Linked DNA regions of Homo sapiens: region 2 is linked to region 1. Evidence: read pairs that join two places in POLR2A ChIA-PET (ENCODE). Cell type or tissue: CD4-positive, alpha-beta T cell. All regions are shown on one strand. Links, peaks and the distances in the headings refer to the core of each region. The heading gives the core; the rest is flanking DNA. Region 1 has its middle 8.4 kb from the start of CNIH4. Region 2 overlaps NVL (nuclear VCP like).

What was found. Peaks named below come from ENCODE experiments on the same cell type or tissue, not always from the same donor. Only the 100,000 strongest peaks of a DNase experiment are listed, where the experiment ranks them.
Region 2: POLR2A ChIA-PET joins it to region 1 with 6 read pairs; 5 of 35 experiments call an interaction of 5 or more read pairs at or near these places.

The regions. Positions count from the first base shown.
Region 1 is chr1:224,343,510-224,353,496 of GRCh38, reverse strand. No RefSeq gene overlaps it. Among named protein-coding and RNA genes, the nearest start is that of CNIH4, 8.4 kb to the left of the region's middle. In CD4-positive, alpha-beta T cell, for the core only: no CTCF peak of the experiment used is centred there; a DNase peak (open chromatin) is centred at 5,136.
Region 2 is chr1:224,221,668-224,231,654 of GRCh38, reverse strand. It overlaps NVL (nuclear VCP like), which reads left to right. Exons shown (of 23, transcript NM_002533.4): 22 at 359-429; 23 at 3,985-4,310. The coding sequence ends at 4,029. It overlaps LOC101927164 (a long non-coding RNA gene), which reads right to left. Exons shown (of 3, transcript NR_110668.1): 2 at 7,827-8,241; 3 at 3,612-4,229. Among named protein-coding and RNA genes, the nearest start is that of MIR320B2, 30 kb to the left of the region's middle. In CD4-positive, alpha-beta T cell, for the core only: no CTCF peak of the experiment used is centred there; no DNase peak of the experiment used is centred there.

The DNA of each region.
Region 1 (9,987 bases), core at 1,294-9,293:
TCTCTACTAAAAATACAAAATTAGCCAGGGGTGGTGGTGCATGCCTGTAATCCCAGCTACTTGGGAGGCTGAGGCAGGAGAATCACTTGAACCCAGGAGGTGGAGGTTGCAGTGAGCTGAGATTGCTCCATTGCACTCCAGCCTGGGCAACAAAATGAAACTATGTCTCAAAAAAATAAGCAAACAACAACAACAAAAAACACAAAAACCCAACTGGATTTGCCTGATGCAGTACAGGTTCATAGATTCATAAAGGGTTCACAGGTTAAAGCTAGACATACAATTAACAGATTATCTAATTAATTAAACCAGCTATTACCAAACTCCCATTGTACCTTGTACATATCTCTATCAGAATATTCATTACATACTCAGTTATCTTAAGGTGAAAAAAAATACTCATCAACTATCTTCCTTATGTGCTTAGCCAGTCACACTGAGGGGTGACAGCGTGCTGGCAATCGTCACAGCCCTCACTCGCTCTCGCTCGCTCTCGGCGCCTCCTCTGCCTGGGCTCCCACTTTGGCGCCACTTGAGGAGTCCTTCAGCCCGCCGCTGCACTGTGGGAGCCCCCTTCTGGGCTGGCCAAGGCCGGAGCCGGCTCCCTCAGCTTGCGGGGAGGTGTGGAGGCAGAGGCGCGGGCGGGAACCGGGGCTGCGTGCTGTGCTTGTGGGCCAGCGCGAGTTCTGGGTGGGCGTAGGCTCGTCGGGCCCTGCACTGGGAGCTGCCAGCCGGCCCCGCGGGCCCCGCCGGCCCTGGGCAGTGAGAGGCTTAGCACCTGGGCCAGCAGCTGCTGTGCTCAATTTCTCACCGGGCCTTAGTTGCCTTCCCGCCGGGCAGGGCTCGGGACCTGCGGCCCGCCATGCCTGAGCCTCCCCGACCTCCGTGGGCTCCTGTACGGCCCGAGCCTCCCCGACGAGCGCCGCTCCCTGCTCCACGGCGCCCAGTCCCATCCACCACCCAAGGGCTGAGGAATGCCGGCGCACGGCACGGGACTGGCAGGCAGCTCCACCTGCAGCCCCCGTGGTGAATCCACTGGGTGAAGCCAGCTGGGCTCCTGAGTCTGGTGGGGACGTGGAGAACCTTTATGTCTAGCTAAGGGATTGTAAATACACCAATTGGCACTCTGTATCTAGCTCAAGGTTTGTAAACACACCAATCAGCACCCTGTGTCTAGCTCAGGGTTTGTGAATGCACCAATCGACAATCTGTATGTAGCTACTCTGGTCGGGACTTGGAGAACCTTTATGTCTAGCTCAGGGATTGTAAATACACCAATCGGCACTCTGTATCTAGCTCAAGGTTTGTAAACACACCAATCAGCACCCTGTGTCTAGCTCAGAGTTTGTGAATGCACCAGTCCACCCTCTGTATCTAGCTACTCTGGTGCGGATGTGGAGAACGTTTGTGTCTAGCTCAGGGATTGTAAAGGCACCAATCAGCACCCTGTCAAAACAGACCACTGGGCTCTACCAATCAGCAGGATGTGGGTGGGGCCAGATAAGAGAATAAAAGCAGGCTGCCCCAGCGAGCAGTGGCAACCCACTCGGGTCCACTTCCACAGTGTGGAAGGTTTGTTCTTTTGCTCTTTGCAATAAATCCTGCTGTTTGTCACTCTTTGGGTCCACGCTGCCTTTATGAGCTGTGACAGCGCGAAGGTCTGTAGCTTCACTCCTGAGCCAGTGAGACCACGAACCCACCGGAAGGAGGAAACTCCGAACACATCTGAACATCAGAAGGAACAAATTCCAAATGTGCCACCTTAAGAGCTGTAACACCACGAGGGTCCGTGGCTTCATTCTTAAAGTCAGTGAGACCAAAAACCCACCAATTCTGGACAGAACACGTTTGATCAAGCTTGTTCAGCCCATTGCCCATACGCCACATGTGGTCCAGAACGGCATTGAATGCAATCTACCATAAATTTATAAACTTTATTAAAACGTTATGAAATTGTTTTTGCCATTTTTTTTATTTCATCTCATCAGCTATCATTAGTGTTAGTGTGTTTTATATGTGGCCCAGGACAATTCTTCCAGTGTGGCCCAAAGAAGCCAAAAGATTAGACACCCCTGCTTTAGATTATGATAAAAGTAACAGATTTTATTAATTTTTATATCCCAATACTTTCTATTCTATAAATAGCTGGTGGTTAATAAATGGTTCCTGAATGAATGATCCACACTATCATGACAGATTTTATTTATATTAGTCCAGATTTTATCAAAATCATAAACCTCATCTCACATGTATTCCCCGAGATGGAGTAGGAAATACAAGCTATTTCGCATTTTTTTTTTTTTTTTTTTTGAGGCAAGAGTCCCACTCTGTCGCCCAGGCTAGAGTGCAGTAATGCCATCTCAGCTCGCTGCAACCTCCGCCTCCCCAGTTCAAGTGGCTGGGACTACAGGCACATGCCACCATGCAACAATAGTAGCATTTTTTGCAGAAATCTTAACCATATTCCAAAATTTATATGAAAAGACAAAGCTAATTTTTGTGTTTTCAGTTGAGACGGGGTTTCGCCATGTTGGCCAGGCTGGTCTCAAACTCCTGGCCTCAAGTGATCTGCCCACCTTGGCCTGCCAAAGTGCTGGGATTACAAGCGTGAGCCACTGTGCTGGACCATATTTCACATTCTTTATCTGCTATTTTATCCTGGGAAAATTTTAAAAGCTGGTACCATAATCAGTGGTAATGATTGAATTACCATAAAATTAAGATAGCCGCTGTCTCTTATCCTACTTAAAAAATGGGCTCTCCCTCTCCCTCTCCCTCTCCCTCTCCCTCTCCCTCTCCCTATCCCTATCCCTCTCCCGTCTCCCTCTCCCGTCTCCCACTTTCCACGGTCTCCCTCTGATGTCCAGCCGAGGCTGGACTGTACTGCCGCCATCTCAGCTCACTGCAACCTCCCTGCCTGATTCTCCTGCCTCAGCCTGCCGAGTGCCTGGGATTGCAGGCGTGCGCCGCCACACCTGACTGGTTTTTGTATTTTTTGGTGGAGACGGGGTTTCGCAGTGTTGGCCGGACTGGTCTCCAGCTCCTGACCGCGAGTGATCTGCCCGCCTGTGCCTCCCACGGTGCCGGGATTGCAGACAGAGTCTCGCTCACTCAGTGCTCAATCTTGCCCAGGCTGGAGTGCAGTGGCGTGATTTTGGCTCGCTACAACCTCCACCTCCCAGCCGCCTGCCTTGGCCTCCCAAAGTGCCGAGATTGCAGCCTCTGCCCGGCAGCCACCCCGTCTGGGAAGTGAGGAGCGTCTCTGCCTGGCCGCCCATCGTCTGGGATGTGAGGAGCCCCTCTGCCCAGCCGCCCAGTCTGGGAAGTGAGGAGTGCCTCTTCCCAGCTGCCATCCCATCTAGGAAGTGAGGAGCGTCTCTGCCCGCCGCCCATCCTCTGAGATGTGGGAAGCTCCTCTGCCCCGATGCCCCGTCTGGGATGTGAGGAGCGCCTCTGCCTGGCCGCGACCCCATCTGGGATCTGAGGAGTGTCTCTGCCCGACTGCCACCCCGTCTGGGAGGTGAGGAGCGTCTCTGCCTGGCCGCCCCGTCTGAGAAGTGAGGAGCCCCTCCGCCCAGCAGCCGCCCCGTCTGGGAAGTGAGGAGCATCTCCGCCCGGCAGCCGCCCCGTCCAGGAGGGAGGTGGGGGGCAGCCCCCGCCCGGCCAGCCGCCCCGTTCGGGAGGTGGGGGGCGCCTCTGCCCGGCCACCCCGTCTGGGAGGTGAGGAGCCCCTCTGCCCGGCCGCCACCCCGTCTGGGAGGTGTACCCAACAGCTCATTGAGAACGGGCCATGATGACGATGGCGGTTTTGTCGAATAGAAAAGGGGGAAATGGGAAAAGAAAGAGAGATCAGATTGTTACTGTGTCTGTGTAGAAAGAAGTAGACATAGGAGACTCCATTTTGTTCTGTACTAAGAAAAATTATTCTGCCTTGGGATGCTGTTAATCTATAACCTTACCCCCAACCCCGTGCTCTCTGAAACATGTGCTGTGTCCACTCAGGGTTAAATGGATTAAGGGCGGTGCAAGATGTGCTTTGTTAAACAGATGCTTGAAAGCAGCATGCTCCTTAAGAGTCATCACCACTCCCTAATCTCAAGTACCCAGGGACACAAACACTGCGGAAGGCCGCAGGGTCCTCTGCCTAGGAAAACCAGAGACCCTTGTTCACATGTTTATCTGCTGACCTTCCCTCCACTATTGTCCTATGACCCTGCCAAATCCCCCTCTCCGAGAAACACCCAAGAATGATCAATAAATACTAAAAAAAAAAAAAAAAAAAAAAAAAAGATTGAGCTGAAACAACCAGAAAAAAACTATGAAAACATGAGCCTCAATCTCTACCTCACATCATACACAAAAATTAATTAGCAATATGCGATAAACCTAAATGTGTAAGTTAAAACTGTAACTCTTCCAGAAGAAAATTTAGAACATCTTTACAACCTTAGGCAAAAGTTTTAAGTAGATGTGTGAATGGTCAATAAGTACATGTAGCAGTGCTCAGCAGAGAAATGCTTTAAAACTGCAATTAGATACTACTTCACACTTAGGAGAATAGCTTTAAAAAAAAAAAAAACCCTGACAACACCAAATGTTCACAGAGAAATGAAGCAACATGTATTAAACAATACTGGTGAAAGTAAAAAAAAAAAAAAAAAAAAAAAAAAAGGTTGCAATGTCTCAACTACAAGGAATACAAAATTTGGGAGAAAGAAATTATCAGGATAAAAAACAATAAATGGTGTTTGTGTGTTAATATAATTTTTGTTTTAAAATACATGTTCTATTAGCGAGGCATGGTGTAACATGTCTATAGTCCAAGTGACTCAAGAGGCTGAGATGGGAGGATCACTTGAGACCAGGGGGTCGAGGCTGCAGTTAGCCATGATCATGCCACTGCACTTCATCCTGGGGAACAGAGCGAGACCTTGCCTCAAAAAAATATAATATAATAAAATACATAAGTAAAATAAAATATGTGTTATATTTTAAAAGTATAAACTGAACCGTTAGGGTTTCTGGTTTAGCACGTACAGACCTAAAAGTAGCAACTCTGTTCTTACAAGTAAAAACCCAAACAAACTGAAAAATCAAAAACTCTTCTTAGATCCATCAAAGAAGTGAAGTCATAGGGCAAACCCTCAATCTTCCTGTTTTCATTGTTGCACCTTGTTTTTCTTCTGTTATGTCTAGTCAGCACAATAAGGCAAGAAAAAAATATTTATAGGCTGGAAATGAAGTAATCAATTTTGTCTACATAGACTGTATTATTAGCAAAGAGAGGACACAAGGTTAACACACAAAAATTAATTGCATTTCCATATACTAGCAATTGCCAGTTAAAAATCAAAACAGTAGGCTAGGCATGGTGGTTCATGCCTGTAATCTCAGCACTTTGGGAGGCCAAGGCAGGCAGATCACCTGAGGTCAGGAGTTCGAGACCAGCCTGGCCAACATGGTGAAAACCCATCTCTACTAAAAATATAAAAATTAGCCAGACATGGTGGGGGGCACCTGTCATCCCAGCTACTGGGGAGGTTGAGGCAGGAGAATAGCTTGAATCCGGGAGGTGGAGGTTGCAGTGAGACCAGATCACACCACTGCACTCCAGCCTGGGTGACAGAGACCCTGTCTCAAAAAAAAAAAAAAAATCCAAACAGTACTACTTATAATATCATAAAAAATCATGAAATACTTAGGAATAAGTCTATTAAGATATCTCCGGGATCTGTATGTGATAAATACAAGACACTGATGAAATAAAAGAAAACCTAAATAGGTCAGATGCAGTGGCTCATGCCTGTAATCCCAGCACTTTGGGAAGCCAAGGTGGGTAGATCACTTGAGCCCAGAGGTTGGAGACCAGCCTAGGCAATATGGTGAAACCCCATCTCTACAAAAAATGCAAAAATTAGCCAGCCGTGTGGTGTGTCTGTAGTCTCAGCTATTTGGGAGGCTGAGTTGGGTGGATGACTTGAGCCTGGCAGGTTGAGCTACAGTGAGCAATGATCACACCAGTGCACTCCAGCCTGGGTGAGACAGCAAGACCCAGAAGAAAAAAAAAAGAAAGAAAAAGAAAGAAAGAAAGACAGACAGACAGAAAGAAAGAAAGAAAGAGAGAAAAGAGAAAACCTAAATAAAATCTAAAAACCTAAAAAAAAAAAATCATGTTCATGGATTAGAAGACTCAATATTGTTAAAATGTCGGTTCTTCCAAAACAGATCTATAGGTTCAATGCAATCCAATTAAAACAATATTAGCATTTTTGTAGAAATCTTAACCGTATTCTAAAATTTATATGGAAAGACAAAGGAATTTCAACAGCCAAGACAATTTTGAAAAAGAGCAAAGTTGAAGGGCTCACACTACCTGATTTCAAGATGTACTAAGGGCTACCACAATCAAAACACTGTGATATTCATGAAAGGAGAGATAGATGCATAGATATTTTGGAACAAAATTAAGAATATAGAAATAGACCCACAAATATATGGTCAATTAATTTTTTTGATAAACATACAAAGACGATTTAACGGAGAAGCTATATTCTTTTCCAGAACAAACTGTTCTGGAACCACTAAACAGCCATATACAACAACAACAAAAACTTTGGCTCATACCTCTCACCTTATTCACAAATTTAAAAATAGAATCATAGTATAAAGGAAAAAAATGTGATCTTGGTACAATCTTGGCAACCCTATATGCAGTAAAGCAGGAAAGCAATATCTTCAATCTTCTTACACAGAAATTCAGTCAATATTGATTGAATATCTGCATCAATAAACCTAATTGACACAGAATTTATCTTCCTTCCATCCAGTGCCAAACACAAATGCCACATAAAAAGCAACATTAAAAAATAAACACTAGGTCAGGCATGGTGGCTCACACGTTACCCCAGTACTTTGGGAGGCCAGGGCAGCAGGATCTTGAACTCACTTGAAGCCAAGAGTTCAAGACTAGCCTGGGTAAAACCCTCTCTCTACAAAAATAAAATTTTAAAAAAACAGCTGAGTGTGGTAGTACATGCGTGTATTCCCAGTAACTTGGGAGGCTGAGTCAGGAGGATCACTTGAGCCCAGGAGTTTGAGGTTACAGTGAGCTGTGGTCCCACCAATCTACACCAGCCTGAGTGACAAGAGCAAGATCCCAACTCAAAAACAAAAATAAAAATAATTTTAAAAATAAACAGTAAACTTATTCATTAAAAGGTGGGATTACCCTAGTTTCATAAACCCAAATTAGAGGAATCAGTGAAGCAGAGCTGAAAAACCCTTGAGGGAATTGTAACTACTCATGGATCGAACAATTGCCAACTGGGACTTTATTGTCCAAGTAGGGAACAGAGTCAAAAACTGAAACCTCATAAGCAAGGAAAATATGGCATTGATTACAGGAATCCTATGGATCAGTCCCATGTATAAGCAGGGTTTATGATTAATAAAGAGATACAAAAAGCAAATGAACATTTCAAAAAAGCTTCACTTTGGGTAAAAAAACAAAATTCCCCAAAAGAGGCCAGGCACAGTGGCTCACGCCTGTAATCCCAGCACTTTGGGAGGCTGAAGCGGGCAGATCACCTGAGGTCAAGAGTTTGAGATCAGCCTGGCCACAGGCTGAAACCCCATCTCTACTAAAAATACTAAAAAAGAAAAATTAGACAGGTGTGGTGTTGGGCGCCTGTAATCCCATCTACTCGAGAGGCTGAGGCAGGAGAATCGCTTGACCCTGGGAGGGGGAGGTTGCAGTGAGCTAATGACACTGCACTCCAGCCTGCGTGACAAGATCAAGATGCCATCTCAAAAAAAAAAAAAAAAAAAAAAGAAGAGAAAGGCTGGGCACGGTGGCTCACATCTGTAATCCCAGCACTTTGGGAAGCCGAGGGGGGCAGATCACCTGAGGTTGGGAGTTCAAGACCAGCCTGACCAACATGGAGAAGCCCCCATCTCTACTAAAAATACAAAATTAGCCAGGGGTGGTGGCGCATGCCTGTAATCCCAGCTACTCAAGAGGCTAAGGCAGGAGAATCACTTGAACCAGGGAGGCAGAGGTTGTGGTGAGCCAAGATTACACCATTGCACTCCAGGCTGGGCAAAAAGAGTGAAACTCCATCTCAAAAAAAAAAGAAATTTCCCAAAAGAAATCAGAGGTCCAGGTCAGGACCATGGTTATAAATATGACTTGAATTCACATTTACACTGCACACATGGGATTGCTGTCTAAAGTATAAAATTAACAACAACAAAAATATTCTTGAAAAAGAGAAACGTCACTGAATGCAAATTACCAATTGTGCATAAAGAAAAACGATTCAGATATATAAGGTAATATGAATAAATATGCACTTAAAAATACTAGAGAGTTGTGCACAGTGGTGTGTACCTGTAGTCCCAGCTACCTGGGAAGCTGAGACAGGAGAATCACGTAAGCCCAGGAGTTCGAGGCTGTAGTACACTATAATTGTGTTTGTGAGTAGCCACTATACTCTAACCTGGGCAACATAGTGAGACCTCATCTCTAAAAAAAAAGAAAATGTAGGAAAAAAAACCTGGAAATTACCTGACAATTATGAACAGGCAAATAGATAAACAAATTGTGGCATAATCATAAAATAGAATAATAGTAATGAAAACAATGAACTACTGATATACACAAAACATGGATATCTCAAAGGTAATATATTGATCAGCAGAAGTCAAAAACAGACTGAGGGCCTGGGATCATGCCTGTAATTCCAGGACTTTGGGAGTCCAAGGCAGGAGGATCACTTGAGGCCAGCAGTTCAAGAGCAGCCTGGCCAACGTGGTGAAATCCCGTCTCTACTAAAAACACAAAAATTAGCCAGACATGGTGGCAGGCACCTGTAATCCCAGCTACTTGGGAGGCTAATGCAGAAGAATCTCTTGAACCTGGGAGGTGGAGGTTGCAGAGAGCTGAGATTGTGTCACTGCACTCCAGCCTGGGCAACAGAGGGAGACTCCATCCCCCTACCCACCCTCAAAAAAGAAACCGACCAAGGCAGTGGCTCAAGCCCATAATCCCAGCACTTTGGGAGGCTGAAGTGGGCAGATCACATGAGCCAGGAGTTCAAAACCAGCCTGGGCAAGGCAAAATCCCATCTCTATAAAAAATCCAGAAAAACAAAAAAGAGAAAAATTGTCCAGGCATGGTAGTGTGCACCTGTAGTCCCAGCTACTTGGAAGGCTGAGGTGGGAGAACGCTGAGCCTGTCAGGTCGAGGCTGCAGTGAGCTGTGATCACACCCCTGCACTACAGCCTGGGTGACAGAGAAAGACCCCATCTCAAAAACAAAACACAACCCTAAAATGTCCAGTTTTCAACAACAGAAAAATAGGTATGCAAAGAAACAAGAACGTTTCTACACAACCAAGGACCTCAACAAATCCCAAGTAGGATAAGCTCAAAGAGAGTCCTTCTGAGACAAATCATAATCAAACGTTTTTTTGAGACAAGGTCTCATTCTGTCACCCAGCCTGGAGTGTGGTTGCATGAACATAGCTCATTGTAACCTCAAAATCCTAGGCTCAAGCAATCCTCCTGCCTTGGCCTCCCAAAGGGCTGGGATTACAAGCATAAGCCATCACGCAGGCCATATTCAAACCATTGAAAGCCGAAGAAGGAATTCAGAAGGTAACAAGAGAGAAGCAATTAATTATATACCAGTGATGCTCAATAAGATTAACAGCTGATTTCTCATCAGAAACCATGGAGGCTAGGTGGCACTGGAATAACATAAAGTGTAGAAAGAAGGGAAAAAACTCTCCAAACAAAGAATTTTATGTCCAGCAAAATGATTCTTAAAAAGTGAAAGGAGGGCCGGTCATGGTGGGTCACGCCTGTAATCCCAGCACTTTGGGAGGCCAAGGCAGGCAGATCACTTGAGGTCAGGAGTTTGAGACCAGACTGGCCAACATGGTGAAACCCCATCTCTACTAAAAATGCAAAAAATTAGTTGGGCGT
Region 2 (9,987 bases), core at 591-8,590, 120 kb after region 1:
TACTCTTAAATATTAATACTATGGAATCCTACTTTCTATTCCAGTTACATTTATTTGAATTATCTGAATAATTCTGGCTCTTGTTCATAGGCATCACCATTAAGTTAAACAATGCAAAGAGGCCTACAAAAAGTTACCAACTTATGAGTGGCAGATCTCTTTGGGTGGTTTTGGATTAAAATCTGATGAGCAGAATATATCTGGCTAGAATACTGTTCTGAAAAAGAACAGAGCCCATCTCATCACTGATCTCTTTAGTGGACCCCTTGAAAGTTTTGAAGTCTTTCAAAGGAAGTTAAGTTCTAAGTCAGTTACCATACGATACTGAGATGTGTATATTTGTGCATTTACTCCATAGGTGAACTCAAGGTTAGTCATAAGCATTTTGAAGAAGCTTTCAAGAAAGTAAGATCATCTATATCAAAAAAGGTAAGCAATGCCATTAAATGCATAGAGAAAGGAAACTAGAATTTTAGACCAGTAGATATGACCTCATGAATTAAACTCTTTTTTTTTTTTTTTGAGACGGAGTCTTGCTCTGTCGTCCATGCTGGAGTGCAGTGGTGCGATCTCTGCTCACTGCAAGCTCTGCCTCCCGGGTTCACACCATTCTCCTGCCTCAGCCTCCCAAGTAGCTGGGACTACAGGTGCCCGCCACCATCCCCGGCTAATTTTTTGCATTTTTAGTAGAGACGGGGTTTCACCATGTTAGCCAGGATGGTCTCGATCTCCTGACCTCGTGATCCGCCCGTCTCTGCCTCCCAAAGTGCTGGGATTACAGGCGTGAGCCACCGCGCCCGGCTGAATTAAACTCTTTTACAGATTGTTTTGTATACTACTTCTACTTCCTAAAAAGAAATTACATGGTTCATTTTGATCTGAAAACAAGCAAAATAATTGCCTTTGTGAGAATGTTCTTGAGAGATTTTAATTTTATATGTTTCTTAGGGACTAGAACACAGTTTTCCTAACTAGATTCTCTAACAACTTTATTCAGAAAGAGAATGACCTCTTCTGCCTCCACAATCTCAGATTTTTTTTTTATTTTTTTGAGACAGAGTCTCGCTCTGTCACCCAGTCTGGAGTGTAGTGGCATGATCTTGGCTCACTGCAACCTCTGCCTCCTGGGTTCAAGCGATTCTTCTGTCTCAGCCTCCTGAGTAGCTGGGACTATAGGTGCGCACCACCATGCCTGGCTAATTTTTTGTATTTTTAGTAGAGACAGGGTTTCACCATATTGGTGAGGCTGGTCTCAAACTCTTGACCTCGTGATCCACCCGCCTTGGCCTCCCAAAGTGCTGGGATTACAGGCGTGAGCCACTGCGCCCAGCCCACAATCTCAGAATTTTAATCATCTGATTCAAGTATTATTTGACCTACTCTACGCTTTTTGATAAATGGCTTTGTATTTCTTGGAGCTAGACTGTACCCAAACTAAGCCATAGGGACTTACCCATACATTTCAGGGAAATAAAAACATCTTCACCATAGGTGGGAGAAGGGTTAAAAAAAAATCACTCTGGAGCTGGGCACAGGGGCTTATGCCTGTTATCTCAGCTACTCAGGAGGCAGAGGTGGGAGAATGGCTTGAGCCCAGGAGTTCAAGATCAGCCTGGGCAACATGGTGAGACCCTGTCTCTACAAAAAAATTAAAACTTAGCCAGGCATGGTGTCATGCACCTGTAGTCCCAGCTACTTAGGAGACCGAGGCAGAAGGATTACTTGAGCCCAGGAGGTTGAGGCTACACTGAGCCATGATCACACCATTGTACTCCAGCCTCGGTTACAGAACGAAACCTTGTCTCAAAAACAAACAAATAAACACAGAAGAAAAAACACACTTCAAGTATTTCTTTGGGATGAATACACAGGAGTGGAATTGCCACCCAACATTTAAAATGTTAATTTGCCAGACGCGGTGGCTCACTTCTGTAATCCCAGCACTTTGGGAGGCTGAGGCGGGCAGATCACGAAGTCAGGAGTTCAAGACCAGCCTGGCCAATATAGTGAAATCTCATCTCTACTAAAAATACAAAAATTAGCTGGGCGCGCACCTGTAGTCCCAGCTACTGCGCACCTGTAGTCCCAGCTACTCAGGAGGCTGAAGCAGAAGAATCGCTTGAACCTGGGAGGCAGAGGTTGCAGTGAGCCAAGATTGCACCACTGCACTCCAGCCTGGGCGACAGATTGAGACTCCGTCTCAAAAAAAAAAATTTTTTTTTAATTTGACCACAGTGAGATTCTACTACACACCTACCACAATGACTAAAATTTAAAATATTGGCAACACTAAATGGTGGCAAGGATATGAAACAGCTGGAACTCTTTTTATTTATTTATTTATTTATTTATTTTTTTGAGACAGAGTTTCACTCTTGTTGCCCAGGCTGGAATGCAATGGCACAATCGCAGCTCACCACAACCTCTGCCTCCTGAGTTCAAGCTATTCTCCTGCTTCAGCCTCCCGAGTAGCTGGGATTACAGGCATGTGCCACCACACCCGGCTAATTTTTTGTATTTTTAGTAGAGACAGGGTTTCTCCATGTTGGTCAGCCTGGTCTCCAACTCCCAACCTCAGGTGATTGGCCCGCCTCAGCCTCCCAAAGTGCTGGGTTACAGGCCTGAGCCACCACGCCTGGCCTGGAACTCTTATACATTGTTGCTGAAAATGTAGATACAACCACACTGGAAAACATTCTGGCAATTTCTTTTTTTTTTTTTTTTTTTTTTGAGACGGAGTCTCGCTCTGTCGCAATGGCGCGATCTCGGCTCACTGCAAGCTCCGCCTCCCAGGTTCACACCATTCTCCTGCCTCAGCCTCCCGAGTAGCTGGGACTACAGGCGCCCGCCACCATGCCCAGCTAATTTTTTTGTATTTTTGTAGAGACAGGGTTTCACCATGTTAGCCAGGATGGTCTCGATCTCCTGACCTCGTGATCCACCCATCTCAGCCTCCCAAAGTGCTGGGATTACAGGTGTGAGCCACCGCGCCCGGCCCATTCTGGCAGTTTCTTATGAATGTTAATGTAGTGTAAGAAGCTTCTACTTTCCCGGCCTGGCGCAGTGGCTCACACCTGTAATCCCAGCACTTTGAGAGGCCGAGGCGGGTGGATCATGAGGTCAGGAGTTTGAGACCATCCTGGCCAACATGGTGAAACCCCATCTCTACTAAAATGCAAAAAATTTGCCGGGCGTAGTGGTGCGCACCTGTAGTTCCAGCTACTCAGGAGGCCGAGGCAGGGGAATCCCTTGAACCCAGGAGGCAGAGATTGCAGTGAGCCGAGATTGCACCGCTGCATTCCAGCCTGGGCGACAGAGTGAGACTCCGTTTCAAAAAACAAAAAAAGAAGCTTCTGCCTTTGCCTCCTTTCCATCTGGATTCAGTGTAGTTTAGAATTGTGCTTTCTTCACTAATTAGATAGACATAAGACTCTTGACCTGATTTTTTAGGAAAACTTGAGTCAACGATTGTGAATGTCATGGAGTCCCCTGTGGAAAGGAGCATGTGTAGGATTTAGATTAGGATTTAGATGCAGGAAGGTAAAATATCACCTCTCTTCAACAGTAAGTTAGTCAGCAGGAGCTACTATGACAAAGTACCACAGACTGGGTGGCTTAAAAAGTGGAAAATTTATTTTCTCACAGTTCTGGAGAGTGTTGGGCAGGATTGGTTCTTCTGGAGCCTTTGTCCTCACTGATGGCTGTCTTCTCCCAGCGCCTGCATGTGCTTTTCCCTCTGCGCACATGCTCTTCCCTCCTGTGCCCTAATCCCCTCTTTTTGTAAGGAGAGCAGTCATATTGGATAAGAGTCTACCTGTATGACCTCATTTTAATCCAGTCTCCTCTATAAAGACCCTCTCTCCAGTTACAATCACATTCTGAGGTCCTGCGGGTGCGGACTGCAGCATGTGAATTTTGGGGGGCACCATTCAGCCCAAAACAAGCAGTGACGGTCTCTGTATTCTGTGTTCTCCCTCCTTTCAGGATCAAATCATGTATGAACGTTTGCAGGAGTCCCTCAGCCGGTGATGTCTCCAGCAGCCGGCTTAGAGGAGCTAGCCCATCAAGCCGGCAGAGAATCCCCCACACGCTCTGAAGGACCCACTTTCAGCTGGACACAGGCGCGGCCTCATGTAAACATTTTATTTTCAAATGAATGAGGCCAAGCTGAAGCTGAAGCTGAAGATTCTTCCCATCTGGCCAGCCTTGTGTGAAAATGCCTTCTTCCTCTTTAAGAAAAAGGACAATTTTTAAACTGCTGAAATAAAATGACTGTTACATTTTTCAAATAAAACTTTTACTTTGAACTATTTTGACTATACAGAAAAGTTACAGAGATCTCCTCCCCCGCCTTCCACAACCATCTAGGAATAAGTGCCAACCTGATGCCCTATCACTCCCAAATACTGTCATGTGTATTTTCTACACTTGAAGATATTCTCCTACATAACCCACCATCAAAGTCAGGGAATTAATACATTGATACATCACTGCCATCTAATCCTCCTCCATTCACGTTCCTCTAGTTGTCCTGATAATGTCCTTTAAAACAGGTCCCTAACCCCCAGGTTGGAGACAGGTACCTATCTGTCTCCTGTTAGGAACCAGGACGCACAGTGGGAGGTTAGTGGTGGGCGAGCGAGCATTACTGCCTTAGCTCCACCTCCTGTTAGATCAGTGGCAGCATTAGACTTTCATAGAAGCGTGAACCCTGTTGTGAACTGTGCACTTGAGGGACCTAGGTTGTACCCTCCTTATGAGAATCTGATGCCTGATGATCTGAGGTGGAACAGTTTCTTCCTGAAACCACCTCCCCTGACCCTGTCTGTGGAAAAATTATCTTCCACGAAACCAGTGCCTGAGCCTAAAAGGTTGGGGACCACTGCTTTAAAAGGAGGCCACTGCAGTTAGTTGCTACATTCTTTAATCTCTTTTAAGCGTGGAACATTTCTTCAGGTTTGACTTTTGACACTTGTGAAGGTTTCAGGCCAGTTACTTTGTAAAATTCCTTGAGTGTGGATGTGTCTGATGTTTTCCTTGTGATTAGACTCAAGTTATGCATCTTTGGCAGATTACAAAGTGACACTGTGCGCTTGTCATGTGGCATGCGATTTCAGTTTGTCCTGTTACTCATGATGTTCACTGTGATCACTTGAGGTAGTTCTTCCAGGTTTCTCACACTACAAAGTTACTCTTTACTCTTTTTTTTTCACTTTGTAATGTATGTGTATTTTATGGGAAGTTACTTTGAAACTCTATAAAGTCCATTCCTCATCAAAGTCAAGTATTACTATTTTTAATATATTATCCATTATTATCATTATGATATTCAAACTGTCCCAGATTTGACTCTCCTTTGGCCTCTATATGTTTGATGAGTCCCTAGGCAATACTTTGTGAAGGGCTTGATTTTTGTTGTGTTCAACTCATAATTTACAGTGTTGCTCACAATATATCCGGAAGTTATATATAGATGGGTCGGGTTACCTACTTTTCTTTCTTCTTAAATTTTTACTTCACCTCATTCTACAAAAATTTTTAGGCTACTTTTAAGAATGTGGACCAGTCACAGTGGCACATGCCTGTAATCCTAGCATGTTTGGGAGGCCTAAGTGGGAGGATCACTTGAGTTCAGGAGTTCGAGAGCAGCCTGGGCAACATAGTGAGACCCCCCACATCTCTACAAAAAGAAAAAAAAATGTTACAAGGCCAGGCGTGGTGGCTTATGCCTGTAATCCCAGCACTAGGCCAAGGCGGGCAGATCGCCTGAGGTCGGGAGTTCTTGACCAACCTGGCCAACATGGTGAAACCCCGTCTCTACTAAAAATATGAAAATTAGCCGGGCGTGGTGGCAGGCACCTGTAATCCCAGCTACTCAGGAAGCTGAGGCAGGAGAATCGCATGAACCCGGAGGCGGAGGTTGCAGTGAGCCAAGATCGCACCACTGCACTCCAGCCTAGGCAACAGAGTGAGACTCTGTCTCAAAAAAAAAAAAAATTTACAAAAAGAATGTGGTGAAAAAATGTTACTAAAAGCAAATCAGGGTTACAAAGGTCAATAAAACAGTCTTTTTTTTTTTCTTTTTTTGAGACGGAGTCTTGCTGTGTTGCCCAGGCTGGAGTGCAGTGGTGCAATCTCGGCTCACTGCAACCTCCACCTCCCGGGTTCCTGCCATTCTCCTGCCTCAGCCTCCCAAGTAGCTGGGACTACAGGTGCCTGCCACCACGCCCGGCTAATTTTTTGTATTTTTAGTAGAGACGGGGTTTCACCGTGTTAGCCAGGATGGTCTCGATCTCCTGACCTTGTTATCCTTCCACCTTGGCCTCCCAAAGTGCTGGGATTACAGGCGTGAGTCACTGTGCCCAGCCAACACAGTCGTTTTTCTGAGGAGTTCGCAGAAGGATTCAGACATCTCAGCAGAGTATGACCATGCCCAGTGAAAGGGCATGAAGAAGAGGGTACCTTAGGACACCAGAAGAGGGAACACCAAAAAAGAAAAAAAAAGGCAAATCAGGATCACATACTAAAGGTAGGTGATTAAGAATGAAGGGAAGCCGGGTGCGGTGGCTCACGCCTGTAATTCCAACATTTTGGGAAGCCAAGGCGGGCGGATCACGAGGTCAAGAGATCAAGACCATCCTGATCAATATGGTGAAACCCCGTCTCTACTAAAAATACAAAAATTAGCTGGGTGTGGTGGCATGGCCTGTAGTCCCAGCTACTCGGGAGGCTGAGGCAAGAGAATTGCTTGAACTCAGGAGGCAGAGGTTGCAGTGAGCCGAGATCGTGCCACTGCACTCCAACCTGGTGACAGAGTGAGACTCTGTCTCAAAAAAAAAAAAAAAAGAATGAAGGGAAAATTGGAATATGCACCAGAAGGTCTTAAATTTGAGGAGCAGATTCAACTCTGCTTGACATCCACCCAATCCTGAGAAACACAGTCAGGTATATCATAGATGTGGGTTATGAGAAAAAGCAAAAATCTTCTTGACTATTAAATGTTAGGTCTAAGTATCCAACTTGCTGGTAGTTTAGCTTAACCTCGACATAAAATGTAGAACGCATAAGAGAGCAGACTGGCTGCGTGTTCGTTGGCTTTGCCAGTCAGGTATGGTACATGTTGAACAGCAGGCAGATACTGCGACAGGTAGTGTGACAGTGGATGTTGCCAGCACTTCTGCAAATGGAAGGGAAGATCATATTTTTCAGCATGATCTGTGTACTACACACTGCCAAATGTTATCTTAACGCTCCCAACTCATACTAGGGATCAAATAGAGTTATCCCCATATCATCAAAAAGAACAAGGTTCAGAGCCTGTTCAAGGGGACTCGCGGAACAGTCTGAATTCTGGTCTACAGCGGTCTAACTTTTCTTTCTCTTGTGAAAAAGATCCAGTCCTCTGTTCAGAAACTCCCGGAATTATGTCCTCTGTTCTAGCACTGTCAAAGATTTAGCCATTTCATTAAACACTTTGTACTGAGCATTACTAACATAATGGTGAACAAACTCAGAACTTAATGCCCAGTGTGGTGTGTGTGGCAGAGAGCTTATCGCCCTATAATGTCCATTCTTTTCTTCTACCTTTTAGTAAGAAGGGCTCTTGCTGCCAGGAAAGTGACTAACAAACATCTGGCTAGTATAATATAAACAGAAGCGATGGGAACAGCTTCTGGTTACATCCTTATAAGGAAGTGACTTGGGTTGCATTAACCCATCATTAACTCAGGGCAGCCTACATTGAACTCAACACACCTTCTCCCAGAAGCAAAGACCCTGGCTATGTCCTTGAAAAGTCATAACTTGTTTAAAAAAGAAGGTGCTACCTGTCATTTTAACTCCATGCTGCCCTTCCCGGGACTAGAGAGTGATGAGCTGATGATGAACCTGTTTTGGCCTTGTAAATGGAGACAACATCCTAGGGAATGACAAAGTAATAAAACACAAGAAACCAGGATCGTGGGCAACCCTTGCAGCAGAGTTTCCTCAACCCTCAGATGGTCATTTGCCTCACTTGTGTGTGTGATCTTTATATTGCTTAAGCTATTTATATTTTGGTCTGTGTGAAAGGAGCCAAATTCATATCCAACTTAATACAGATAAAGAGACAGTCACAAAACAGTGTGAGAAGGGCTGAAAAGGGATAAGAATAGTCACCAAGCGAAGAGCACAGGGTAGGAGCAGCTAGTCCATAATTGGAATTGGAAGGTTCTCCCAAGAATGCAATGTGTCAGCGGAATCCTGAAGGCAAAGAAGATGAAGGAAGGAGGTAAATGACCTGAGCAGAGAACAAAGGCCTGGATAAGGGAGGGGCTGGTGTCAGTGGGAAGAAGCAGGTGGTCTCTCATGTTTGTATGTAGGTTATTGCTGAAAACATGTCCAAGTAGTATTTACTGGAAGATCTTATTTCCAAAAGGTAAAAATGTTGTAAAATGCCTTATTACCCTAAAAAGTATAAGTAGATATAACTTAGGTAAAAGTATAGTATTCTATACTTTGTATCTGTCACTATTCTAGATCTCACTGTTTGAACTCAGGAACTGAACAGATTTGGATACATTTTTTGGACAAATCCCTCACTATTTGAAATTGCACTACTCACCTTCCAAAGCTGAGAAGCCAAATAGATTTGGGTGAGATGGTATTGCTCATGATTCAGACTCTAACCTTATCACTTTTGCTTTGGATTATGAGACTTACGCTTATCACTATTATCAGCATTTGTTTTTCTTTTTCTTTCTTTTTTTTTGGTGACGGAGTCTCCCTCTGTTGCCCAGGCTGGAGTGTAGTGGCATGATCTCGGCACACTGCAACCTCTGCCTCCCAGGTTCAAGGGATTCTCCTGCCTCAGCCTCCCGAGTAGCTAGGATTGCAGCCGCGTGCCACCACACCCGGCTGATTTTTGTATTTTTAGTAGAGACGAGGTTTCACCATGTTGACCAGGCAGATCTTGAACTCCTGGACTTAAGTGATCCACCCACCTCAGCCTCTCAAAGTGCTGGGATTACAGGCGTGAGCACCTGTGCCTGGCCAAGGGCAAGGATTCTGTCAGTCAGTGTCTCTGTAGCACCCAGCCCGGATTCTGGCATGCAGGAAGCATTGAATAAAGTGAAGTGAATGAACTGTTCTTCAACAACATGTTTGTCCAAATTAGACTGCTGGGGCACAGCTCCTCCAGGTGAGAATTTTTAATGTTTGCTCACCAGGTAATAGAAGTTTGACTTTGTCATATGAACCAGACACAGTGGCTCATGCCTGTAATCCCAATGCTTTGGGAGGCCGAGGCAGGCAAATCACCTGAGGTCAGGAGTTTGAGACTAGCCTGGTCAACATGAATCCCCATACCTACTACAAATACAAAAATTAGCCAAGCATGGTGGTGTGTGCCTGTAATCCCAGCTACTCAGGAGGCTGAGGCAGAAGGATTGCTTGAACCCAGGAGGCAGAGGTTGCTGTGAGCTGAGATCATGCCATTGCACTCTAGCCTGGGCAACAATAGCGAAACTCTGTCTCAAAAATAAAAAGAAGTTTGATTTTGTCATATGAAAAATGATAAAGACCTGGGTGCAGTGGCTCATGCCTGTAATCCCAACACTTTGGGAGCCAAGGCAGGTGGATCACGTGAGCTCAGGAATTCCAGACTAGCCTGGGCAACATGGTGAAAAAACCCCGTTTCTACAAAAAATGCAAAAATTAGCTGGGTGTGGTTGTGACTGCCTGTAGTCCCAGCTACTTGGGAGGCTGAGGTGGGAGGATCACTTGAGCACAGAAGGTTGAGGCTGCAGTGAGCCATGTTTGTGCCACTGCACTCCAGCCTGGGTGACAAAGCAAGACCCAAAAAAATAAAAACGATAAAGAGACATGTCGGCCGGGCGCGGTGGCTGGCCAGGTGCAGTGGCTCACACCTGAAATCCCAGCACTTTGGGAGGCTGATGTGGGCGGATCACAAGGTCAGGAGTTTGAGACCAGCCTGACCAACATGGTGAA